Linked DNA regions of Homo sapiens: regions 1 and 2 are each linked to region 3. A link is an interaction called in ENCODE POLR2A ChIA-PET data of the cell type or tissue named here. Cell type or tissue: OCI-LY7. All regions are shown on one strand. Each heading gives the region's core, and the rest is flanking DNA. Links, peaks and the distances in the headings are about the cores only.

Region 1 (11,318 bases), core at 5,230-7,729, 230 kb after region 3:
AGTCAGCTCAGGTGTTAGAAAGGATGCTCTGTTCTACTGGGGCTCCTGGACTGGTAGGATTAAGCCCACAGTTGTGAGAAGCCACTAATAGAGGATATAAGGTGTAAGGAACTAAAAGATGGTGAAAGTTCAAGTCCTGTTGACATTATTTGAGGCCCTTGATTCAGCATTGCCTAAAACTAGAATGTCCCCTGTGCTACAAGCCAGTACATGTACTACATTCTCTTTCTAGCATATACTGCTGGTGCCCTATAGCAAATCCCCTTGGCCTGCTTCTGAGATTAGCTACAACTATGATGGACAGGCTGGCAGCTCCCACCTCACACACACATCTGTTTCTCTTCTTCTTCTTCTTCTTTTTTGAGAGAGTCTCACTCTGTCACCCAAGCTAAACTGTAGTGGCGTGATCTCAGCTCACTGCAACTTCCGCCTCCTGGGCTCAGGTGATCCTCCCACACTAGTCTCTTTTTTATTATTTTGAGATGGAGTCTCATTCTGTTGCATAGGCTGGAGGGCAGTGGGGTGATCTCGGCTCACTGACACCTCCACCTCCCAGGTTCAAGTGATTCTCCTAACTCAGCCTCCCAAGTAGCTGAGATTACAGGTGCAAGCCACCACGCCCAGCTAATTTTTGTATTTTTAGTAGAGATGGGGTTTTGCCATGTTGGCCAGCCTGGTCTTGAACTCCTGACCTCAAGTAATCCACTTGCCTCAGCCTCCCAAAGTGCTGGGTTTACAGGCATGAGCCACCGCATCTGACTGTTTTTCTTTTCTCTTGAGGCAAAGTCTTGCTCTGTTGCCCAGGCTGCTGGCAGTGGCATGATCACAGCTCACTGCAGCCTCAACCTCCTAGACTCGAGCAATTTTCTCACTTCAGCCTCCTGAGTTGCTGGGACCACAGGTGCACGCACCACCCCCTGGCTTTTATTTTTTTATTTTTTTTATTTTTTGGCAGAGACAGTGTCGCCTTATGTTGCCCAGGCTGAACACCTGTGTCTCTTAACCTAAGAGCTGTCTCCAGCACAGGATGCAAGACAGCCCCAAAAAAGTGTTAGGGACTTAAAGCCACCAGAAGCTTTTCTTAACCAATGGAATACAGGAGTCAATGGGTAAGTACCCCAGCTTCTCAGTTCCCTGGAGGGACAATTGTGATTTGGGGTTTTTTGGGTTTTTTTCCTACCTACATCAAAAAAGGAATGCAGAAAATATGTCCACCATATATTCTACAGCTCAGGGAATTTTTTTTTAAGACTGGATGAGGGCCAGGCGCGGTGGCTCACGCCTGTAATCCCAGCACTTTGGGAGGCCGAGGCGGGCGGATCACAAGGTCAGGAGATCAAGACCATCCTGGCTAACACGGTGAAACCCCGTCTCTACTAAAAAAAAATACAAAAAATTAGCCGGGTGTGGTGGTGGGTGCCTGTAGTCCTAGCTACTCGGGAGGTTGAGGCAAGAGAATGGCATGAACCCGGGAGGCAGAGCTTGCAGTGAGCTGAGATCACGCCACTGCACTCCAGCCTGGGCGACAGAGTGAGACTCCATCTCAAAAAAAAAAAAAAAAAAAAAAGACTGGATGAGGCTCTCTAACCCAGATGCATACCAGGTTTTGAGGCTCAGAGCTTAGTGAAACTAAGCCTTGTGTCCCACAAAATTCTGATGCTCATGCAAGAAATATCCAACTGGGGAGGATACTCTGTCCGTGGACTGATTTGCCCAGGCACAAATTCAGGCTGAAAATAGCAAACTAAAGTTAGCCGAGATGTTCTGCCTTGTGGCCTCCTTCAGGAACATCCTGTCCAGAGGAAAGGATATTTAAGGAGAAAGGAAGCAGCACAAGTTCGACTCAGCCAAGAAACAGAGGAAGGACATCCCAAGCACGAAGTGGGGCACCAGTCTGTGTTCCAGCGAGAGGTGGGGGATAAACAACCATGAAACATCTACTGTGTGTGTGTATTCATGTATTTTACAGATATTCTCTTCTCTCACTTTGTCCTTTATGTTTTTAATTTTCCTTAAACTTCTTGTTCTCTCTGTTCACTTACACATTGGTTTTTGTTTGTTTGTTTGTTTGTTTGTTTGTTTGTTTTGGGACGGAGTCTTGCTCTGTCGCCCAGGCTGAAGTGCAGTGGCATGATATCAGCTCACTGCAACCTCTGCCTCCGAGGTTCAAGTGATTCTTCTGCCTCAGCCTCTCAAGTAGCTGGGATTACAGGTGCCTGCCACTACACCTGGCCAATTTTTGTATTTTTAGTAGAGATGGGGTTTCACCATGTTGGCCAGGCTGTTCTCCAACTCCTGACCTCAAGTGATCCGCCCACCTTGGCCTCCCAAAGTGCTGGGATTACAGGCATGAGCCACTGCACCCAGCTTACTGATCTGATCGTGGAAGCACAGTTGGTCAGTGCATTTTGCTACAATGATTTGGGGTTTGTATTTGGAGACTCATTTGCAAGAAATATAGGCACATCCTAAACTAGCCTGAACAAAAAGTTTGGAGGACATCAGGTGAACCTGAACCCAGGGGCTCAACATGGCTGGTTTCCATTTCTCTATCATCTCTCGGTTCTTCTCCAAGTTGGCTTTCCTCTCCTGTAGCTTTGCCTACCTGCTGGTTCTGGGGTTATTTCTCACCAGCACAGCAACACCAATGGAAAGGGAAAATACCCCTGACAATAGTTCCAAGAACAAACTGAGGAGGGCTTCGTTGGCTCAGTCTGAGTTACCATAAGCCAATCACTTAGCCAGGAAGATATAATGTTTTTTGGGGTTTTTTTGGTGGGGAGACGGAGTTTCACTCTTGTTGCCCAGGCTGGAGTGCAGTGGCACAATCCCGGCTCACTGCAGCTTCCACCTCCCGGGTTCAAGTGATTATCCCATCTCAGCCACCAAGTAGCTGGGACTATGCCACCACACCCAGCTACTTTCTTTTTCTTTCTTTCTTTATCTTCTTTTTTTTTTTTGTATTTTTAGTAGAGATGGGGTTTCACCATGTTAGTCAGGCTGGTCTCAAACTCCTGACCTCAAATGATCCACCTGCCTCAGCCTCCCAAAGTGCTGGGATTACAGGCGTTGAGCCACAGCACCCGGCCAAACCATTTGAAAGTATACAATTCAGGCCGGGCACAGTGGCTCACACCTGTAATCCCAGCACTTTGGGAGGCCAAGGTGGGCAGATCACGAGGTCAGGAGACCAGCCTGACCAACATGGTGAAACCCCATCTCTACTAAAAATAACAAAAATTAGCTGGGCATGGTGGTGCATGTCTGTAATTCCAGCTACTCAGTAGGCTGAGGCAGGAGAATCGCTTGAAGGGAGGCGGAGGTTGCAGTGAGCTGAGATCATGAGACTGCACTCTAGCCTGGGTGACAGAGCGAGACTCAGTCTCAAAAATAAATAAATAAAATGAAATAAAGTATACAATTCAGTGGCCTTTTCTTTTTCTCAACAGTGAATTTTATTTATTTATTTATTTAGACAGAGGCGAGGTTTCCCTTTGTTGCCCAGGCTGCTCAAACTCCTGGCCTCAAGTGATCCTTCTGCCTCAGCCTCCCAAAGTGCTGGGATTATAGGCATGAGCCACTGCACCTGGCCTGTCCCAGTAATATTTGTTGAAATACAAAATTGATTTTCTTCAATGAATTACCCTGGTGACTTTGTTGAAGATAATTTGGCCATATATGTGTCAGTCTCAGCTGGGCTTTCTTTTTCTTTCTTTTTTTTTTTTTTTTGAGACGGAGTCTTGATCTGTCTCCCAGGCTGGAGTGCAGTGGCGCATCTCCACTCACTGCAAGCTCCACCTCCCAGGTTCACACCATTCTTCTGCCTCAGCCTCCCAAGTAGATGGGACTACAGGCGCCCGTCACCACGCCCGGCTAATTTTTTGTATTTTTTTAGTAGAGACAGGGTTTCACGGTGTTAGCCAGGATGGTCTCGATCTCCTGACCTTGTGATCCGCCCGCCTCGGCCTCCCAAAGTGCTAGGATTACAGGCGTGAGCCACCGCACCCAGCTAGCTGGACTTTCTATTCTCTTCCACTAACCTATTTGTCTATCCTTCTTTATTTTGTTTTTTTATTTTGAGATGTGGTCTTTCTCTGTTGCCCAGGCTGGAGTGCAGTGGTAGGATTATAGCACACTGCAGCCTTGACCTCTTGTGCTCAAGCAATCCTCCTGCCTCAGCCCCTCACGTAGCTGGGACCACAGGTACATGCCACCACACCCAGCTAATTTTTTGTAGAGATGGCATCTTGTTGTGCTACCCAAGCCGGTCTTGAACTCCTGGGCTCAAGCAATCCTCCCACCTCAGCCTCACAAAGTCCTGGGATTACAGGCATGAGCCATCATGCCCTACAAATCTTTCTGTTACCTTTTCAAATATGTAAATTGTCCATGGATACCCAATCATACAACACAATTGCCCTTGTTCATACAAGTATTTTCTGAGTCTAATTTGTGCCAGTCATTGGGCATACAGTGGTGCTCAGGACCCAGCACCTTCCCTGGCCTCATGGAGCTTGAGGTAGTAAACATCTGCTGGTTTTGCCTGCTCAAAATCCTCCCTGCTTCAAGCAACAACTTCCTCCTCTCCACTGGAAAGCCACTGCCCATCCACTCTCACCCCACGTGTTCAGAGAAGGCTGACCTCAACATTCCCTTCAAAAGGTGGATGCATAGGCCAGGTGCGGTGGCTCATGCCTGTGATCCCAGCACTTTGGGAGGCCGAGGCAGGTGAATCACCAGGTCAGGGGTTCAAGACCAGCCTGGCCAACATAGTGAAACCCTGTCTCTACTAAAAATACAAAAATTAGCCAGGCATGGTGGTGCACACCTGTAATCCCAGCTATTCAGGAGGGTGAGGCAGGAGAATCGCTTGAACCCAGGAGGTGGAGGTTGCAGTGAGCTGAGATCGTGCCATTGCACTCCAGCCTGGGCAACAGAGCGAGACTGTCTCAAAAACCAACAAACAAAAAAAGGTGGATGCATGATCCAGGTTTGGCGACATTTTTCTAGACCTGCCAGTAAGATGTAGTTTTCTATACTCTGGTTTTTGAAGTTGGGGAGCTACAGGGGGCACTATTGCCTGAGATTCTCCTCCTGAGAAGCCAACATGGAGGACATGAGGGTCTCCAGGGGGAGATCAACAAGTACTTACCCTGTGGCCATCATTCTGGCTGTGCCTGAAGCTCACGAGGCTCCTGGGATTTCCAATTCTATGAGTCAATAAATTTTGTTATAATTATAATTCTGTTTATCTTTTTACTTTTTTTTTTTTTTTGAGACTTTTTTTTGTCACCCAGGCTGAAGTGAGTGGTGCAATCTCCGTTCACTGCAACCTCCGCCTCCCGGGTTCAAGGGTTTCTCCCTGCCTCAGCCTCCCGAGTAGCTGGAACTACAGGCGCGTACCACCATGCCTGGCTAATTTTTGTATTTTTAGTAGAGATGGGGTTTCACCATGTTGGCCAGACTAACCTCAGGTGATCCGCCTGCCTCGGCCTCCCAAAGTGCCGCGGTGTGAGCCACTGCGCCCAGCCTTACCTTTTTACTTAACACCATTTGAGTTGAGCCTACTTGCCCTCTGCTCAATATAAAAGAGTTAATGCAGGCAAAAAGGACAAAGGCTGGGTCAACACAGGCATCTTGGGGCAATTCCTTGGCCAACTTTTGAGGCAATGGTTATGAATTCCCTCCTTTGAAGGCCTCTGTCTAGCCCCTCTATCCAATCAAATAACAAGTCCCTAGAGAACAGTATTTTTCACACTGAAGATTATGACCCACTAGTGAATCATGAAGTGAATTTATTGGGTTACAGCCAGCACTTTTTAAAAAAAGAAATAGAAAAGAATACAAAGAATAGAAAATATCAGAGGGCATTCCATGTTGCAAGCCTAAGTATTGTTAATAAAAATGTTTCTGTTGTGTGCATGTGTGTACTGAGTCACCATGTAAAATGTATTTGTTACTGTGGGACACGGTCGAATAGGCTGGAAAACCTCCGCTGTAGAGCAATCCGTGGCAGACTCTGTGGGCTGCCCACCCAATAACCCTCCCTGCCTTTCTCCTTGCTGAGAGAATTATGATTTTGTCCAATACCCCTCCCTGCCTTTCTCCTTGCTGAGAGAATTATGATTTTGTTAAGGAATGGAAGCAGCCATGTGTTTATAGGGAGGTTGAGCTGTGTGGAATTATGGGTGGGGGCTAAGCCTCTTTATAGCCCAGGGAGTGAGTGCTGTTGTTGTTGTTGTTGTTTTGAGACAGGGTCTTGCTGTGTCTCCCAGGATGGAGTGCAGTGGCACGATCATAGCTCACCACAGCCTCCACCTCCTGGGCTCAAATGATCCTCCCACCTCAGCCTCCCAAGCAGCTAGGACTACAAGTGCACACCACCACCACATCCAGGTAATTTTTTAAATTTTTATTTATTTTATTTTTTTGAGATGGAGTCTCGCACTGTCGCCCAGGCTGGAGTGCAGTGGTACAATCTTGGCTCACTGAACCTCCACCTCCAGGTTCAAGCAATTCTCCTGTCTCAGCCACCCAAGTAGTTGGAATTACAGGTGTGCGCCACCATGCCCAACTAATTTTGCTATTTTTAGTAGAGACAGGATTTCACCATGTTGGCCAGGCTGGTCTCGAATTCCTGCCCTCAAGTGATCCACCTGCCTCGGCCTCCCAAAGTGCTGGGATTACAGGCATGAACCACTACACTTGGCCTATTTTTATATTTTAGAGACGGAGTCTCAATATGTTGCTCAGGTCTCAAACTTCTGGGCTCAAGGGATCCTCAGAGAGTGAGTTTTAATCAATATAAGTCAGTGGTTCTCCAGTTGTGAATGCTGAATCCTCAAGACCTTTCCAAGAGGTCCACAAAGCCTTCTTTTTTGCAACAACATACATGTATGAGACCAGAATTTCTGTGTATTTAAAGCAAAACAGAATATCACAATGGGTTGAATGCAGAAGCAGGCATGAAAATCCAGCTTCTTCTGTTAAGCAGACATCAAAGAGATAATAGCAAAATGCAAAACAGGGCCACTTTGCCACTTGGAGGCCAAGGCCAGAGGATCGCTTGAGTCCCGGAGTTCAAGACCAGCCTGGGGAACACAGAAGGACCTTGTCTCTATAAAAATTATGAAGTAATTAGCTGGATGTGGTGCTGCAAGCCTGTGCTTCCTGGTACTCAGGATGCTGAGGAAGGAGGGTCGCTTCAGCCCAGGAGGTCGAGGCTGCAGGGAGCTATGATTGCATCACTGCACTCTAGCCTGGGAAACAGAGCAAGAACCTGTCTAAAACAAACAAACAAAGAAACAAACAAAAAATGCCATGCTTTGCACTATTTTTTGTCTTGCAAAGTATAGCTATTTTTCATAAAAAATTATTTATGTTACTATGTAAAGGATAATTTTGAATGAATAAATACATGTTTAATTTTTTTCACTTTTAACTTCTAATATAGCAAATATCAATAGACATAACCACATAAACCAAAGCTCTTTGGAGTCATTAATAACCTGACAACAGCTTTTTTGTCTCATTTTGTTTTGTTTTGTTTTGTTTTGAGACGGAGTCTCACTTTGTCACCCAGGCTGGAGTGCAGTGGCATGATCTCGGCTCACTGCAACCTCCGCCTCCCAGGTTCAAGCGATTCTCCCGCCTTAGCTGCCCGAGTAGCTGGGATTACAGGTGCGTGCCAACACGCCCAGCTAATTGTATTTTTAGCAGAGATAGGGTTTCACCATGTTAGCCAGGCTGGTCTCAAACTCCCGACCTCAGGTGATCCACCCACCTTGGCCTCCCAAAGTGCTGGGATTACAGGCATGAGCCACCGTGCCTGGTCCTGAGACAACCATTTGAGAACACTGACCTAAGCCACTCATGCTTGTTTCCTTCGACTTGCCAGTGATTTTATTAGGAATGTGATGCAATTCTAGTAAATAAGATTTAAAGTTAGCTGAAGACTTCCGAGGAAGTTTTCCTGCTAGAAAAATAAAAAAGAAGAGCAGCATGGGAGGAAACAGGTTCTCTTCTTCTACTCCACTGGATTAATGTGTATGTGATGTGCCTCCTGGAGCAGTGGCAGCCATATTACAACTATGAGGTTACAAGGTTGAGAAAAAAGCCGACACACTGAGGATGGCAGAGTGAAGAGATGGAAAGAATAAGGTCCTTTAAGATAGTGTTGAGCCTCTATCCACCAGCCCAGGACCACCTATCTCTGGATTTCTTGTTCTGTAAGATAATAAATCTCTCCCCACAGATCATAAAATCTATAAAGCCAGAGTTTTTCTTGGATTTTCAGGAGTGGTGAGGGGGTTGATCTGTTTTATTCATTGCCATATCCCCAGCACCTAGAACAGGACCTGGAATATAGTAAGTGACAGGAAAATGTTTGTAGAATAAATGAATGACTCCTTAAAGATATTCCTTGTTGTATTTTGTTATTCTTGTTACTTATAGCCAAAACACCGTGTGTGTGTGTGTGTGTGTGTGTGTGTGTGTGTGTGTGTGTGTGTGTGTATCTTGCTGTGTCACTAAGGCTGCAGTGCAGTGGCCTGATCATGGCTCACTGCAGCCTTGACCTGCTGGACTCAAGTGATCCTCCTGACTCAGCCTCCCAAAGTGCTGGGATTACAGGTGTGAGCCACTGCTCACAGCTCAAAACATTTTTAATTGATTCAAACGTCCAGCCCTACTCCAATTTCTGCTTATGGGAATTCTTTTCAGCCATCCTCCTCAGTAAGCCTTTCATCAAACAGTGTCTCAGCCCAAGTTGAGCATGCCCTAACTTTTTTTTTGAGACGGAGTTTCGCTTTTGTTGCCCAGGCTGGAGTACAGTGGCGTGATCTCGGCTCACCGCAACCCCTGCCTCCCAGGTTCAAGTGATTCTCCTGCCTCAGCCTTCCGAGTAGCTGGCATTACAGGCATGCATCACCATGCCCAGCTAATTTTGTATTTTCAGTAGAGACAGGGTTTCTCCATGTTGGTCAGGCTGGTCTCGAACTCTCAACCTCAGGTGATCCGCCTGCCTCAGCCTCCCAAAGTGCTGGGGTTACAGGCGTGAGCCACTGCGCCCAGCCACGCATGCCCTAATTTATAACCTCACAACACCATGGGGTTATATCTATTTCAGAACTTGTCACTTTTTTGCGGGGGGCAGGGGGTGGCTGTCTCTTTGGTCTATTTCACTAGAAGTGGAGGTCAAAGGCTTATTAGTTTGGGTAAAATCTAGGCTGCTATAACAAAGAGACATTAAGTTTAGTGGCTTAAACAAAATCAAGTATATATCTCTCTCACTAACAACCCAAGTTAGGAGGTCCTAGGGTAGCAGGGAGGCAATGGCCAGCTTCAACACACAGCTTCAATCTCTGGGTCGAGGTACCTGCTCTAGGTCCTGCCATCACACCTGCATCCTGGCCAGTGGAAAATGGCAGAAAAAGGGGCAAAGGGAGAACATATCCATTCCTTTTAATAGCATGACCCATTAAGTGATGATAAAGTGTGTCAGAGCAAAAAAAAATAGCATGACCTAGAAGGAACATTTATCATTGTTGCTTATATCTCACTGACCAGAACTCAGTCACATCAACACTTAGATCCAAAGCAGGCTGAGAAATGTAGTCATCAGGCCAGGCACAGCAGCTCACACCTGTAACCTCAGCACTTTGGGAGGCCGAGGCAGGCAGATCACCTGAGGTCAGGAGTTCAAGACCAGCCTGGCCAACATGGTGAAAACCTGTCTCTACTAAAAATACAAAAATATCCAGGCATGGTGTTGTTGGGTGCCTGTAATCCCAGCTACTCAGGAGGCTGAGGCAAGAGAATTGCTTGAACCCAGGAGTTGCAGTGAGCCAAGATCACGCCACTGCACTCCAGCCTGGGTGGCAGACCTAGACTCTGTCTCAAAAAAAAAAAAAAAGAAAAGAAAAAAAAAAGGAAATGTAGTCATCGGGGGCCGGCCATGGTGGCTCACCCCTGTAATCCTGGCACTTTGGGAGGTCAAGGTGGGCAGATCACCTGAGGTCAGGAGCTGGAGACCAACCTGGCCCACGTGGTGAAACCCCATCTCTACTAAAAATACAAAAATTAGCCGGGCGCAGTGGCCGGCACCTGTAGTCCCAGCTACTCGGGAGCCTGAGGCAGGAGAATCACTGACCCGGGAGGTGGAAGTTGCAGTGAGCCAAGATTGTGCCACTGCACTCCAGCCTGGACAACAGAGTGAGACGCCGTCTCAAAACAAAAAAAGAGAAATGTAGTCATCAACTGGATAAACATGCACCCACCTAAAACTCATAACTTCTGTTATTAAAGAAAGAAGGGGAAAAAAGAGATATTAGTGCTGAAACAGCTGTCTCTGCCATAATACTCAGTTTGATTCATCCTTGTACCCTCAGAGCCTCAGAAAGGCTTGGCACATAGTGTTGAGGAAAAATTTAATGAAAGAACAAGGCCAGGCGCAGTGGCTCACACCTGTAATCCCAGCACTTTGGGAGGCCGAGGCGGGTGGATCGCGAGGTCAGGGGATCGAGACCATCCTGGCTAACACAGTGAAACCCCGTCTCTACTAAAAATACAAAAAATCAGCCAGGCGTGGTGGCGGGCGCTGTAGTCCCAGCTACTCGGGAGGCTGAGGCAGGGGAATGGCGTGAACCCGGCGGGCGGAGCTTGCAGTGAGCCGAGATTGCACCACTGCACTCCAGCCTGGGAGACAGAGCAAGACTCCACCTCAAAAAAAAAAAAAAAAAAGAAAGAAAGAACAAATGAGAAAGAACAGAACCCAAGAATCTTGCTTTTTTTTTTCTTTTTGAGACAAGGTCTTATTCTGTCACCCAGCCTGGAGTGCAGTGGTGCAATCACAGCTCACTGCAGCCTCGACCTCCTGGGCCCAAGCAATCCTCCCACCTCAGTGTTCTGAGTAGCTGGAACCACAAGCACGCACCACCACGCCTGGCTTCTTTTTTTTTTTAGACGGAGTCTGGCTCTGTCGCCCAAGCTGAAGTGCAATGCCGCGATCTCGGCTCACTGCAAACTCCACCTCTCGGGTTCAAGCGATTCTCCTGCCTCAGCTTCCCGAGCAGCTGGGATTACAGGCACCTGCCACCACACCCGGCGAATTTTTGTATTTTTAGTAGAGACGGGGTTTCACCATAGTGGCCAGGCCGTTCTCGAATCGAACTCCTGACCTCAAGTGATCCTCCCACCTCAGCCTCCCAAAGTGCTGGGATTACAGGCGTGAGCCACCACGCCCAGCATTTTTTTTTTTTTTTTTTTTTTTGGTGGAGATGCGGTCTCTCTACGTTGCCCAGGATGGTCTCAAACTCCTG
Region 2 (11,318 bases), core at 3,483-5,982, 60 kb after region 3:
CTAAAATTAGGAACAGAAAGTGGAACAAATACAGGACACATGAAAATAGAAAGCCAGATAAAGCCTGCTTACCAAATGAATCAGAGTACGGTGGGATTCAAAGACAACTCAGATTTCAAACCTAGCTAACCAAGAGAATGATGGGATTACCAAAAGAAATTTAGCTAAGCAAAGCATGATTGTTTTCTCGGCAACTAGACAGCTTTTTCTATTCTCATTTTTCCTATTCTGATGTAATATTAAAAGTTAAGAAAAGGGGCCAGGCGTAGTGGCTCACGCCTATAATCCCAGCACTTTAGGCCAAGGCAGGCACGTCACTTGAGGCCAGGAGTTTCAGCCTGGCCAACATGGTGAAATCCCATCTCTACCAAAAATACAAAACTTAGCCGGATGTGGCCGTGCACGCCTGTAATCCCAGCTACTTGGGAGGCTGAGGCATGAGAATTGCTTGAATCCAGGAGGCAGAAGCTGCAGTAAGCCGAGATCACACCACTGCACTCCAGCCTGGGTGACAGAGGGAGTCTGTCTCAAAAAAAAAAAAAAAAAAAAAAAAAGTTAAGAAAGGGGTTAGATGAAATGTTATTTGCCAGCACAAGCAATCTGGGGAAATTTGTCTTCACAAGGTGAAACAGCAAATGTAAGTTAGGCTAATTCAGATGTTTGACTAAATGCCATTAAAATATTCACACATAAGGAGGGGGAATTTCTTCTCTTCCCCCAAAATTATGTTTGTATTTGTATGTATATACATATATACGAATACCATAACCCCTTGTACAACACATTTGAACTGCATTTGTTCTGTTATACGCAGATTTTTCTCTATTTCTGCCATGCCTAAGACAGTAGGACCAACATTTCCTCTTCTTTCTCCTCCTCAAGCCTACTCAACCTCACGAAAAGAATGAAGACCTTTATGATGATCCACTTAATGAATAATATGTATATTTTCTCTTCCTTATGACTTTTTTTTTTTTTTTTGAGATGAAGTCTCACTCTGTTGCCCAGGCTGGAGTGCTGTAGCATGATCTCAGCTCACTACAACCTCCACCTCCAAGGTTCAAGTGATTTTCCTGCCTCAGCTTTTCGAGTAGCTGGGATTACAGGCACACGCCACTATGCCCGGCTAATTTTTGTATTTTTAGTAGAGACGGAGCTTCACCACATTGGCCAGGCTGGTCTCAAACTCCTAACCTCAGGTGATCCACCCACCTTGGCCTCCCAAAGTGCTGGGATTACAGGCATGCGCCACCGCATCCGGCCATGTCTTTCCTTTTTAATTATTTATTTATTTACTTATTTTCTAGAGACAAGGTTTCATACTGTTGCCCATGCTGAAGTGTAGTGGTGCAGTCATAGCTCACTGCAGCTTCAAACTCCTGAGATCAAGCAATCTCCCACCTCAGCCTCCCAAGCAGCTAGGACTACAAGCGCACACCACCTTGCTAGCTAATTTTTTGTGTGTTTTGTAGAACTGGGGGTGTTACTGTGTTGTTTAGGCTGGTCTCCAACTCCTGGCCTCAAGTGATCCTCCCACCTCCAATCCCCAAAGTGCTAGGATCATAGTTGTGAGCATATGAGTGAGCCACCATGTCCAGCCTCCTTAAAATTTTCTCCTTTTTTCTATTTCTTTTTTTTCTTTTTGGAGACAGGGTTTCATTCTGTTGCCCAGGCTAGAGTGCAGTGGCACAATCACAGCTGAGGCGCAGCCTCAACCTCATGGGCACAGGCAATCCTCCCACCTCAGTGTCTCTAGTGCTAGGGACTAAGGCACAGGCCACTATGTCTGGCTAGTTTTTGCATTCTCTGTAGAGATGGGGTTTCGCTCTGTTGCCCAGACTGTTCTCAAACTCCTGGACTCAGGTGATCTAACCACCTCAGCCTCTCAAAGTGCTAGGATTATAAACATGAGTCACTGCACTTGGCCATAATTTTCTTAATAACATTTTATTTTCTCTAGCTTACTTTATTGTAAGAATACAGGATATAATATATGTAACATACAAAATATGTGTTAATCAGCTGTTTATATTAACAGTGAGGCTTCTAGGCAAGAGGAGGTTATTAGTAGTTAAGTTTGGGGGGAGTCGAAAGTTCTGCACATTTTTTACTGAACAAGGGGTCAGTGTCCCCAGTCCTCAGTTGTTCAAGGGCCAACTGTACATACACATACGTATTCACTCAAGTACTCTAAGCACATTCATTTAATAATCATTAAAGAGAAAAACATGAAGCATAAATAGTTTTAATTAAATCATAAATTAAAGAGGAGGGTAATATCTTCAGAAGGTTGAAGACAAAAAATTACAAAGGATCAAATCAAACTAAAGCTGAATTACCTGGCTAACCAGTCAAAGGATGTTCAAGCAGTTTATTTTTATTGGTCTCTGAGTCCACCATCCAGCAAGTATTTTGATCCTGAGGACAAAAAGAAGAGGAGGGATTGAATTTTATTGTCTTTTCTTCATTTAAGCATTATGATTAGTCACCCACAAATTAAGTCTTCCAGCCGGGCGTGGTGGCTCACGCCTGTAATCCCAGCACTTTGGGAGGCAAGGCGGGCAAATCACTTGAGGTCAGGAGTTCAAGGCTGGCCTGGCCAACATGGCAAAACCCCAACTCTACTAAAAATACAGAAATTAGCCGGGCGACATGGCATCCGCCTGTAATCCCAACTACTCAGGAGGTTGAAGCAGGAGAATCACTTGAACCTGGGAGGCAGAGGTTGCAGTGACCCGAGACTATGCCACTGCACTCCAGCCAGGGTGACAGAGCGAGATTCTCTCTCAAAAAAATTAAGTCTTCCCATTTTTCCCTTCCCTGGATATATGAAACAAACAAAAGCTATCAAGTACACCACCTCTTCCTAGGAATTTGAGTAGATGTCTTATTGTACCATATAATCACTACTTCTGTTTGAAAAGTCAAGCATAGGGCCAGGCGCAGTGGCTCATGCCTATAATCCCAGAACTTTGAAAGGCTGAGGTAGGAGGACCGCTTGAGGCCAGGAGTTCAAGATCAGCCTGAGCAACATAGCAAGACACCATCTCCACACACAAAAAAATAAAAATTAAAAAACAAAAGTCAGGGCCAGGCGCAGTGGCTCATGCCTCGAATCCCAGCACTTTGGGAGGCCGAGGTGGGTGGATCACATGAGGTCAGGAGTTTGAGACCAGCCTGGTCAACATGGTGAAACCCCATATCTACTAAAAATACAAAAAATTAGTTTGGTGTGATGGCATGCGCCTGTAGTCCAGCTACTCAGGAGGCTGAGGCAGGAGAATCACCTGAATTAGGGAAGCAGAGGTTACAGTGACCCAAGACCATGCCATTGCGCTCTAGCCTGGGCAACAAAAGCAAAACTCCATCTCAAAAATAAGTAAATTAATTAATTAATTAATTAAAATAAAAGTCAGGCATAGCATATATAATATGTACTCTGTCACAGTTTGTAAAAATGGATAATGCAAAGTGGAGGTGGTGGAGACCAGTTCTGAATCTTGAAAAGTGATCAAAACAGATGGGTACTCTGAACTTGTGGGGGTATTCATTTGTCCAAAATCAGTGCTCAACAGAGAATAAAGACAACATTAATACCCTGGCAGAATCAAATGCTTAAATGCCCTAGTCCAAAAATTATCAGATGAGGGAGGGATGGATAAAGCCAACAAGCAAAGGCCAGAGGAAAGGCTCAGATGTTTTCTTGCCTTCTATAAAAGGATGCATTTTGACCACCAAAACAAAATATTAGCAAGGAAATGAGAGACCGTTCTTCAAAATAATCTACAATAAAACACATGAACATATAAACAGCAGGCTTTTGCACTTGAAGAAATGGCGTGCAGGTTCTGCTGCAATAAATAAGTGAACCAGTAAGAACATTCACTTTACCTTATGAATTTCCAAATTTAACAATAAAGCAACAATATGATTGCCACTAATTCCAATGGTATCGAACCAAGATAACAACCATAATTACGCCCTAAAGTTAATAGCTTTCATGCTGGAATTGGTAGATCTGTTGGTATGGGGGAAAGGAAAAATGATATATTCACAAGTTACAAGTAACAAACATATTATAGCCATGGACATTCCACGTAGTGTAGTCTGCAGACAGTATATAGGGAGAGCCAACCACAATCTAGCTGCATTATGGAAAGGTCTGTTGTGTTTCTGAAACTAAAATTAGAGGGGAGAAAATCAGTGAGCAGGGAATGGGAGGCACATTACATGTGGCTCACAACAAAGGAAAAAGAAAACTCTAGGTAGTGCCGGGTGACTATCCCTTATGCAAAATGCTTAGAAGCATAAGTGTCTCGAATTTTTTTCAGATTTCTTAAATATTTGCATATGCATACTGAGATATCTAGGGGAAGAAACCCAAGTCCAAACATAAAATTCATTTATGTTACTTATACACACAGCCTGAAGGTAATTTTATATAATATTTTTAATAATTTTGTGCACCAAAGTTGTAGCTTTTTTCTTTTTCTTTTTGAGACAGGATCTCACTCTGTGCCCAGACTGGCTGGAGTGTGGTGGTATGGTCATGGCTCACCTCAGCCTCGACCTCCGAGGCTCAAACAATACTCCCACATCAACTACCCAAGGAGCTGGGACTACAGGCACACACCATCATACCCAGCTAATTTTTATATTTTTTGTAGAGACAGGGTTTCACCATGTTGCCCAGGCTGGCCTTGAACTCCTGAGCTCAAGTGATCTGTCTGCCTCGGCCTCCCAAAGTGTTGGGATTACAGGTGTGAGCCACCATACCGGACCGAATGTTATGTTTTTTAACTTGAATTTTTATGCTATCCAATTTAATTCGTGTAAGATGAACGGAGAAAAGGTAGGCAGAACTTCTGTAAAGAACCTCTAAGATCTTCTGGCCCTGTTTTAAATCAGGTTTGACTTCTAAAATGGTTCTCTTATGTTTTTTCCTTTATTAGGAAAGACGAAGGAGGGTCATGGGGTGGGGTTAGCACCTAAGGAACAAAAGAGGTGGGATAAGGAAAGGATTTTTTGGGGGGATGGGGGTGGGGGATGGAGTTTCACTCTGTTGCACAGGCTAGAGTGCAGTGGGGCATGATCTCGGCTCATTGCAACCTCTGCCTCCCGGGTTAAAGCGATTCTCCTGCCTCAGCCTCCCGAGTAGCTGGGATTACAGGTGCATGCCACCATGCCCAGCTAATTTTTGTAGAGACAGGGTTTCACTACATTGGCCAGGCTGGTATCGAACTCTTGACCTCAAGAAATCTGCCCACCTCGGCCTCCCAAAGTGCTGGGATTACAGGCATGAGCCACCGTGCCCGGCCAGGAAAGGAATTTGAGTCAGAAAGTATCTAGTAGCATAATGGACCTAGGAAACAATTACTGCTGCCTCGTGTAGAAGGTGGTGAGAGGGCCTAGATTAATACTCCAGTGTTATAGTGCTGGTCTTCGTACTTCTCAAAGGAATGCTGACCCTGCCAATCTGCACCCTTGGACCCAAATGTTAACTGCTGGACCCCCAGGTGGAAGATCATGTAAAGTCAGCATGCCCAGATGAACAAAGAATGCAACCATGGGTGGAATCTAAATGATCAAACTGAGGAACAGCGAATGAATAAGAGCAGACACCACATGGCAGGACAGAAGATGCAACCAAATCAAGCCTTGACATCATCCCATGGCAGGATCCACTCAGATCACACCTCATTACTCTCCAAATATAAAACCTGCACCCAAACTCTAGTTCAGAGAGGCAGATTTGAGCCCAACTCCTGTCTCCTTACACAGCAGCCTTGCAATAAACTTTTCTTCCTACAAAAACTTGGTGCTTAGTGTTCAGCTTTCCATTGCATACACAGAAAAATAGACCCAGTTCAGTTCAGTAACACAAAGACAAGCCAGGTACAAAATTCTCCCCTCCAAGGAAGTGTATAATTAAACCAGAGAGATTCGCAAATAGTCACAGAACAATGATTGGCTTGCCTACCAGGAACCTGGAAAGGAGTACTACTATATACCAGGATCCTGTAAGTATAGAACTGTTAGTAAATTTGCTGGTGAGTTAAACTTGTCTGGAAAAAAGATTCTGCAAAGGCAACAATCCTAGCAGATTTCTTAGGACAGTATTTTTTTTCTTTATCAAAAACAAGATTATCCCTTTTCACAATTCAGATTTTCATCAATCACACATACAAAAACCAAATCATACTGACATAAAACTAAATGTGAGAAGTTCCAGAAACATTAGACATCTGAGAAGGTAACAGGGACATTAAATTTTCTAGTAGAATTAATGGTTTACTGATGACATCTACATTACCAAAACCTGCATCACCAGGCCAGGCATGGCAGCGCACACCTGTAACGCCAGCTACTCAGGAGGCTGAGGCAGGAAGATTGCTTGAGCTCAGGAATCTGAGTCCATCTTGGACAACATGGCCCCTGTTTTAGTTTTAGGTTTTTATTTTAAGCCTTCATCACCAGAGACCTAAAAGGACGTGAGGGGAAATCAAACATCAAATTAAGCCTTGTTAATAGCTAGTCTGAGAAGATATGCCTCAAAGCCAGAACAAAGAATAAAATTGGGGAGAGGAGTTGATACACAGGAAAATCCAAACTATATAATATATAATGCTTGGAAACACCAACAGGGCAAAAAGCAGCCACTGAATATTATAAACATGTTTTTCTTTTACTGTTGAACATGAAAAGGGGCAAGGATTCTACAATTAATCATATTAAACCCATTGTTCTTTCCAAGCTCCCACTGGCACTGCTCCCAGGATCTCCTTCCTCACTTCCCTAAAATCACAGAAAAGGGGAGCCACTGTCACTGGGAAAAGCTAGCTGTTGCTCAATAATCTTCAAAGTACTACAGAGTAGACTGGGTCACCAAATGAATTTCAGGTTAAAGGCTGCAAAATATTAGTGTTAAATTTAACGTCAAAATCCAACACTTTTGCAGTTGGGATTATTTATCAAGTGATAAGTATCTTTGATCAAAACTCTAACCACAGGTTTCACTTGCAACAATCAACTACAGCTAATCTGTAGCTATAATGAAAGGAGAAGACCAAATGCAAGTTGAAAATCATATGAACATTTCAAGTTATATAAAATGGGGCTGGGTGCAGTGGCTCATGCCTGTAATCCTAGCATTTTGGGAGGCCGAGGTGGGCAGATCACCTGAGGTCAGGAGTTCGAGACCAGCCTGGCCAACATGGCTAAACCCCATCTCTACTAAAAATACAAAAAGTAGCTGGGTGTGGTGGTGGGCGCCTGTAGTTCCAGCTACTCGGGAGGCCGAGGCAGGAGAATCGCTTGAACCCCGTAGGCAGAGGTTGCAGTGAGCTGAGATCGCGCCACTGCACTCCAGCCTGGGCAACAGAGCAAGACTCTGTCTTAAAAAATAATAATAATAAAGTTATATAAAATGGTACCACTTTTTTTGAGCTATATAAACTTAACTCAGTTTAAGAATTTTTTTTTCCCATTACTTAGTCCATTATTGTATGTTCAATTAAGTAAAAATGTATTTGCTTCCCAGGAGAACATTGGTAAGACATTTATAACAATCTTTTTTAAATGCTATAATCTTCTTGATAAGGGAGTGGGGGACAAGGAATTATTTCAAATTACAGCATATGCATGTCTAGTAAAATAAAGACAGGTATTACCACATATCTTGTGATATATACTAGAAAGAATCAAGCTGACTTATAATGTATTCTACATATTTAATAAATTAAACATTTAGTTCTATACGGAATCAGCCTGAAAATTCATAATAACGCAGTGAAAACAGACGCCTTGGCTTCTGAAAACCTAGATTTTGTAAAGTCCTGCTTCTTGAAATGATCTTGTGTTAGATTTTAATTCGATTTCAATTAAATGCTTGCTGTGTATCTATTAGAATCAGGCACTGCACTGGCACTTGGAAATAAGCAAATCACAGTTGCTGCCATCAATTAATTAGGAAAAGGGAAGCAGGTATAAACAGACCTAAAGTTCCTAAAATGAAAGCTATGTTCATTCAGTAAGCATCTGCTAAGCATCCATGTGCCACATTGTGCTAGACACCATGGATAAAAGGAAGAATTAAAAAGACCAGAGTCCCATGAGAGTATAAGGAAAGAATAGAGAAAAACTACCCTGCCTTTTTCATGGGGTTGTTAACTGTTCAACACTATTTACATGTGAAAGCAAGACAAATCCAAAACCATTTATCTCAGCCAAAGGGGGAGGCATTAATTGTACAATTTCTGCAATTATGTCCAGAGTTGTCATAACCAAAATGCCATTTGAGTTTCTTCATAATAAAGGCAAAAGACAAAAAACCTTCTATGAAATGGCCATTTGTGTAAAAATTACATAGGGATACAGGAAACATAAATGGGGTAAAGGTAGCTAAAACTTAAAACTTATTTTTAATTCAAGACATCCAGGAAATTATGCCATACATTTTTGCTTATACAACGATACTATCCACTGATGAACAATGGAACTAAACTAGCCTAAATTTTTTTAAATTAGCTTTAGATTAAGGAGAAAACTTAAAAATCTGGTTGGCAGATTAGTATAAAAGGCCTGATATCTTTGGCTGAGTTGAATATTAGCTCTTATCCAATGGTTACCAAAACAGGCATTCAAGCAAGCCGCTTGCTTGCGCTTGTTCTGCCTCTCTCTCCCTGCCACTTTGGAAAAACTGCATGCAGTGCTGCAGGATCACACAAAATAAATACAGGAAAGAGGGTGGGAGAGTTGGGTGGGGAAGTGAGCAAAGCTCTGGGCTCCACCAGTGGAAGGCGTTCCACAAGAATTGCTACAGGGTCAAAAGTTTACAGTGGTTTCAATTTCACCTTTTAGCAGCCAATCAGGAAACACAGGCTGCATGCTGACCCCTCGGGCTGCAAATGAACATTAACTCATTGGCTACCAGGATTGCACATTTTCCTTTTCTTATAAGGCTTTCCCTTCTTTTTATTTTTTTTAAGGACAGGGGAGTGGAGAAGGCAAAGAACACAATAAGTTCAAGGTGACAATTTTATTCAAGACAATATATTTTAAACAGGTGTTTGAGGGGAGAAATGATCGAGTAATTATCTTCTTTCTTCTTGAAATCTGAGTTTCTTTAGCCTGTAGTATCTAACAAACCAATTATTAATGCTAGTATCAAGACAAAGAATAAATTTAGGCAGGTAAAGGAGATGGATTTTCCTCCATGAGGTTGCAATTCTATGAACAATTTATAGGATGGTAAAAAGATAATACTGGTTGTGTATCCAGTAAATGCTTTAAAAGTAACTCAGATAATAAAGACATCTAACTGAAGGATTTGCCTATACCCCAATTTTTTTATTTGCATAGTTTCCCTACCCTCTCCTCAAACCATTACTATACACAGGTAATGTTCCTCTATCCTTTTCATAATGTGGATCCACAGAAATGCAGGCAGAGCTCTTAGCTAAGGTTTAAATTTTTCTTTTCTTATATTTCAGTACCTGGGAGTAACTGTACAATAAACTCAGGAGTGAACCATTTGGCAGTAGGTACAACTGCTCCCTAACTAATTTATGTAAATTTCTTCAAATGCAGAAACCAATAAACTAATCCATTAAATAATATTTTCAACATTCTATATTTAACATTGAGCAAGTCTAAAATGAAAACCTCTACTACATACACCTTAACTGGACTACATTTAAAAACTAGATGCCTTTGAAGCACCACAGGATAAAAGTGAAATCGCTGTATTAACTGCTCTACTATTAAAATGATTAGTCAAATCCTAAATGAACACACTGTAAATTTGTAGTTAGCAATATTTCTCTCTTTGACACAATAGGTAGTTGAATTTTAACAGACTCATTGACTTAAATTTACCTTTACGTTTAGAATACCCTGTAGGCACCACCATTGCCTAAGAAAACGATTTCATGTAGGATATTAGCTCTTATCCAAACCAGCAAAGTAAGATACCAGTTATTTCTGAAAACGTGAAAGTAAGCAAATATACAGAAGTGTGTGACTTAATATAACTGCTGAAGGGTTCCAAAATAACTTCAGTGTTTAAAGTTTATATAGCAATATAATGTCAGTTAAGATAGTAAATAAACTCGATGCTGATAGTTTTTTCTTAATTCGACATTAAAAGAAGTAATTTTCTAGTAACAATTCCCAAGCCTTCATGATTTAAGTTTATGCATATTTGGCAATAAAAAGTCTACTTTAAAATAGACCTAGTTGTTTTTTCAACATGGTTTGCAAAAGCTTTACATATACGTATATATAGATATATAATAAATTAGGGGTCTTCTGTATATCTTCTTTTTACAAAATGGCCTCATTTTGAAACAAAATGGATGCGATAAAATTTTACATCAAGTCAGCATGTTAGCAAGAAGCTTTTTTGTGTGTTCTGAATTTGATTAATACAAGCCAAGGTCACTTCCTGAAAGATGCCTAGCACTGCAGCTGCAGGCAAACTAGGCTCTAGCATAAGGCTGGGGGAAGGGAATGGGTGATGGCATTATTATTAACCCTCAGATAGGATTCCATCTCCAGCAGCAGCTATTGGGGGAAGTGGGGAGGTTGGGGAAGATCCCAGAGTTCCTAAGTATATTAAGATTAAAATATTTCCATTCCTTAATACTTAAAAATAGAAATGTAATTACATATATAATGCTGATGTCAAAATTATATCAGATATCCTCACTGCTACAATGTACAAGAACATTTTACATAATACTATGCAAATCATTTAATGCCAGACATTGTGTTGAATGCTGAGTTTACGCTAAAGCATTCAGTTTACACTGAAATAAACTCAACATTCAACACAATGCTAAGCATGACCTGTACTTGCTATGCAAAGCGTATACAAAGGAAGATACAGGCCCTTGAAGAAAACAGAATCAGATTCAAATTTCAAAAACCAAGGGTGGCCTAAAAGTTAATTAAGGTAGAAACTTAAAACACAAAAGCCTATTTTGGAAAATATTTGATAAAGTTTTGTTCTGAAATTCAATTTAAATTTTCATTTTACATAAAATTTTAAATTTTCATTTCACCAACATTAATACAAATATTACTATGCCTCTGTGCTAAAAAAAAAAAAAATCAAAATATACATAGTAGCAACTAGAAAAAACCACCTCCCTGAATAATTAATAATGTATTAAGTAGTTACAATGCATGCTAGGAAACCATAGTAATTACTCTGTTGTACTCTGAGGTTCTTTACACATTTCAATTCATTGATAAAATACCAGGTATAGTCAGGAAATCTACACGTTCCTTGTAATTTTATATATGTAATCTTAGAA
Region 3 (2,500 bases), core at 1-2,500:
AAGAGGCCTAGAAAAAGACTTGCAATCAATGTCAATGGTGCTTTTTTTTTTTCTAAGAGTAATAGATCACAGCAACCATGCATAGTATTTTTAATGAACAGTAACTCAAATGCTACAAACACAAATAATAAACCAAGTGGTAAAAAAGAGTGAATGGCATCAATTTAAGTTTAAGGCCCACAATTTAGAAATTTCACCAGGCCACTTTAGACCACCATATACAGCTTAAACCCCCAATCCCAACACCAAATTGTAATTGCCAAACCCTAGGCATTTGGGGTATAGCAGAAATGGGGGCCAGGGGGAGGGTAGGGAAGGATGGGAGAAGATACTCCTCACAAAAACAGTGAAGGAGGTAATAATTATAATACTTGAAAATTAGAGAAATCAAAAGAATAAAAGGAAGGATACAAATGTTGAGCTATGGCCAGGCGCAGTGGCTCAAGCCTGTAATCCCAGCACTTTGGGAGGCCGAGGCGGGCGGATCACGAGGTCAGGAGATCGAGACCATCCTGTGAATGGTGAAACCCCGTCTCTACTAAAAATACAAAAAATCAGCCAGGCGTGGTGGTGAGCGCCTGTAGCCCCAGCTAGTCGGGAGGCTGAGGCGGGAATGGCATGAACCCAGGAGGCGGAGCTTGCAGTGATCCGAGATTGCGCCACTGCACTCCAGGCTGGGAGAGAGAGCAAGACTTTGTCTCAAAAAAAAAAAAAAAAAAAAAAAAAAAAGAAGGGAGCCAGGCGTGGTGGCTGACACCTGTAATCCCAGAACTTTGGGAGGTAGAGGTGGGCAGATTGCTTGAGCCCAGGAGATCCTTGAGCCGAGATTGCACCACTGCACTCCAGCCTGGGCGACAGAGCCAGATTCCGTCTCAAAAAAAAAAAAAAAAAAAAAGAAATGTTGAGCTATCACTGACGTGAGTCTGGAGAAATACCAAAATGACTTTGTCACACTTGGCCCACAGAGCTCATATTGGCAAGTGTAACACAAACCCCATACACCCACAGCAAGTTGCCTCAGTTCTCCAACACATACAAGGGCATGAAGTTAAACATTTATCCTGCCTCAGAAAAGTTCTGTTAACTTGAAACTATTTGCTCTCTATTGAGTAGAGAAGCATTCAAATAAATTCATATAGAGTAGAGAAGCACTCAAATAAATTCATATAGTTACATCACTGTCTGCTCAATAGATCAGTTCATTTTTATTTTCCTTGCTTAACTTACTGTAGAATTCCTGTTAGAGCTGACATTGACCATGGCCTCTTGCATGCAAGTAAATTACTAAGCTAAATAAAAATTAAATACAATCTACAATTTTTTTTTTTTTTAGAGACGGAGTCTCACTCTGTTGCCCAGGCTGGGGTGCAGTGGCATAATCTCAGCTCACTGCAAGCTCCGCCACCCGGGTTCACGCCATTCTCCTTCCTCAGCCTCCTGAGTAGCTGGGACTACAGGCACACACCACCACACCCGGCTAATTTTTTTTTTTTTTTTTTTTTAGTAGAGACAGGGGTTTCACCTTGTTAGCCAGGATAGTCTCGATCTCCTGACCTTGTGATCTGCCCGCCTCGGCCTCCCAAAGTGCTGGGATTACAGGCGTGAGCCACCACACCGGGCCTACAATCTTTATTTTATGAAAAATTTTAAAGATGCTATATAGTTATTTCACTATCATCACTGAAATGTTTAAAATAATTTTAGAAAACAATTAGCCAATCCTTAAAAGAATTTTCTCAATAGGCAGCAGGTGGTTGGGGGAAAAGAAAAGTTTTTTTAAAAAAGTTTAATTTTCTGGAAAACTGAGGCTAACCCTCTGAAGAACATTTATAAAACCACTAGAAACATGTACTTATCTTTTTTCCCCTCCTCATGGGACTAGAGAGACAATCATCTCACAGAGAGGCTCTCAGAGGTTTGGCCACTGAATGGCCCTAATGGCTGGACAACATGGTTGTATCTCCTCCCTCTCCTGTGAATGCCACACGCACTGCTTACTGCTTCAGCCTCATTTTTACACAGAGTTACACGAGAAATGCCCAGCTGGCAACCCAGTACCTCAATTATAGGGAATTCTCATTCTCTTTCACGTTTGCTTCTGTGCTCCAACTCTTTTCTAAACTACCCAATGCTGAGATTTTCTACAGAGTCACAAAATAACACCCCACCTATTTTGAGTGCCATGAGAAACTTGTTCCATGGACAACATGCCATCGGGCCAGGAACCCAGTTGGTTAGATGCTGCTGCTTGGCCATAGGGATTAGCCCCCATTCCCATGGGGATTTCACCAGGCCCTGGGGGAGCAAAAAGAAAGCACAAATTCTCAAATAAGAGCAAAAATTATCCTGAAACATCTAACTTTCTTTTTTCATGAAGAGGGGAGGGTGGACACTTACTCATTTGAAGCATCTGCTGCTGCTGTTGCAATACTGGTCTCGCACCTGGTATGCTATTAGACCGAAGAGGCAATGTGGGAATAGAGCCACCCAGTGCAGGTCT

Evidence for each region. ChIA-PET counts read pairs that join two places held together with the same protein. Peaks named below come from ENCODE experiments on the same cell type or tissue, not always from the same donor. Only the 100,000 strongest peaks of a DNase experiment are listed, where the experiment ranks them.
Region 1: POLR2A ChIA-PET joins it to region 3 with 6 read pairs; 4 of 35 experiments call an interaction of 5 or more read pairs at or near these places.
Region 2: POLR2A ChIA-PET joins it to region 3 with 5 read pairs; 2 of 35 experiments call an interaction of 5 or more read pairs at or near these places.

The regions. Positions count from the first base shown.
Region 1 is chr20:47,401,861-47,413,178 of GRCh38, reverse strand. LINC01754 (long intergenic non-protein coding RNA 1754) reads left to right here and starts at 1,035. Exons shown (of 3, transcript NR_146496.1): 1 at 1,035-1,109. RefSeq lists enhancers at 225-384, 2,582-2,771. In OCI-LY7, for the core only: no CTCF peak of the experiment used is centred there; no DNase peak of the experiment used is centred there; H3K27ac peaks cover 1,597 bases.
Region 2 is chr20:47,574,283-47,585,600 of GRCh38, reverse strand. It overlaps NCOA3 (nuclear receptor coactivator 3), which reads right to left. Exons shown (of 23, transcript NM_181659.3): 2 at 2,340-2,418. Among named protein-coding and RNA genes, the nearest start is that of NCOA3, 78 kb to the right of the region's middle. In OCI-LY7, for the core only: no CTCF peak of the experiment used is centred there; no DNase peak of the experiment used is centred there; H3K27ac peaks cover 482 bases.
Region 3 is chr20:47,639,720-47,642,219 of GRCh38, reverse strand. It overlaps NCOA3 (nuclear receptor coactivator 3), which reads right to left. Exons shown (of 23, transcript NM_181659.3): 15 at 2,398-2,500; 16 at 2,169-2,295; 17 at 1-7. Among named protein-coding and RNA genes, the nearest start is that of NCOA3, 140 kb to the right of the region's middle. In OCI-LY7, for the core only: no CTCF peak of the experiment used is centred there; no DNase peak of the experiment used is centred there.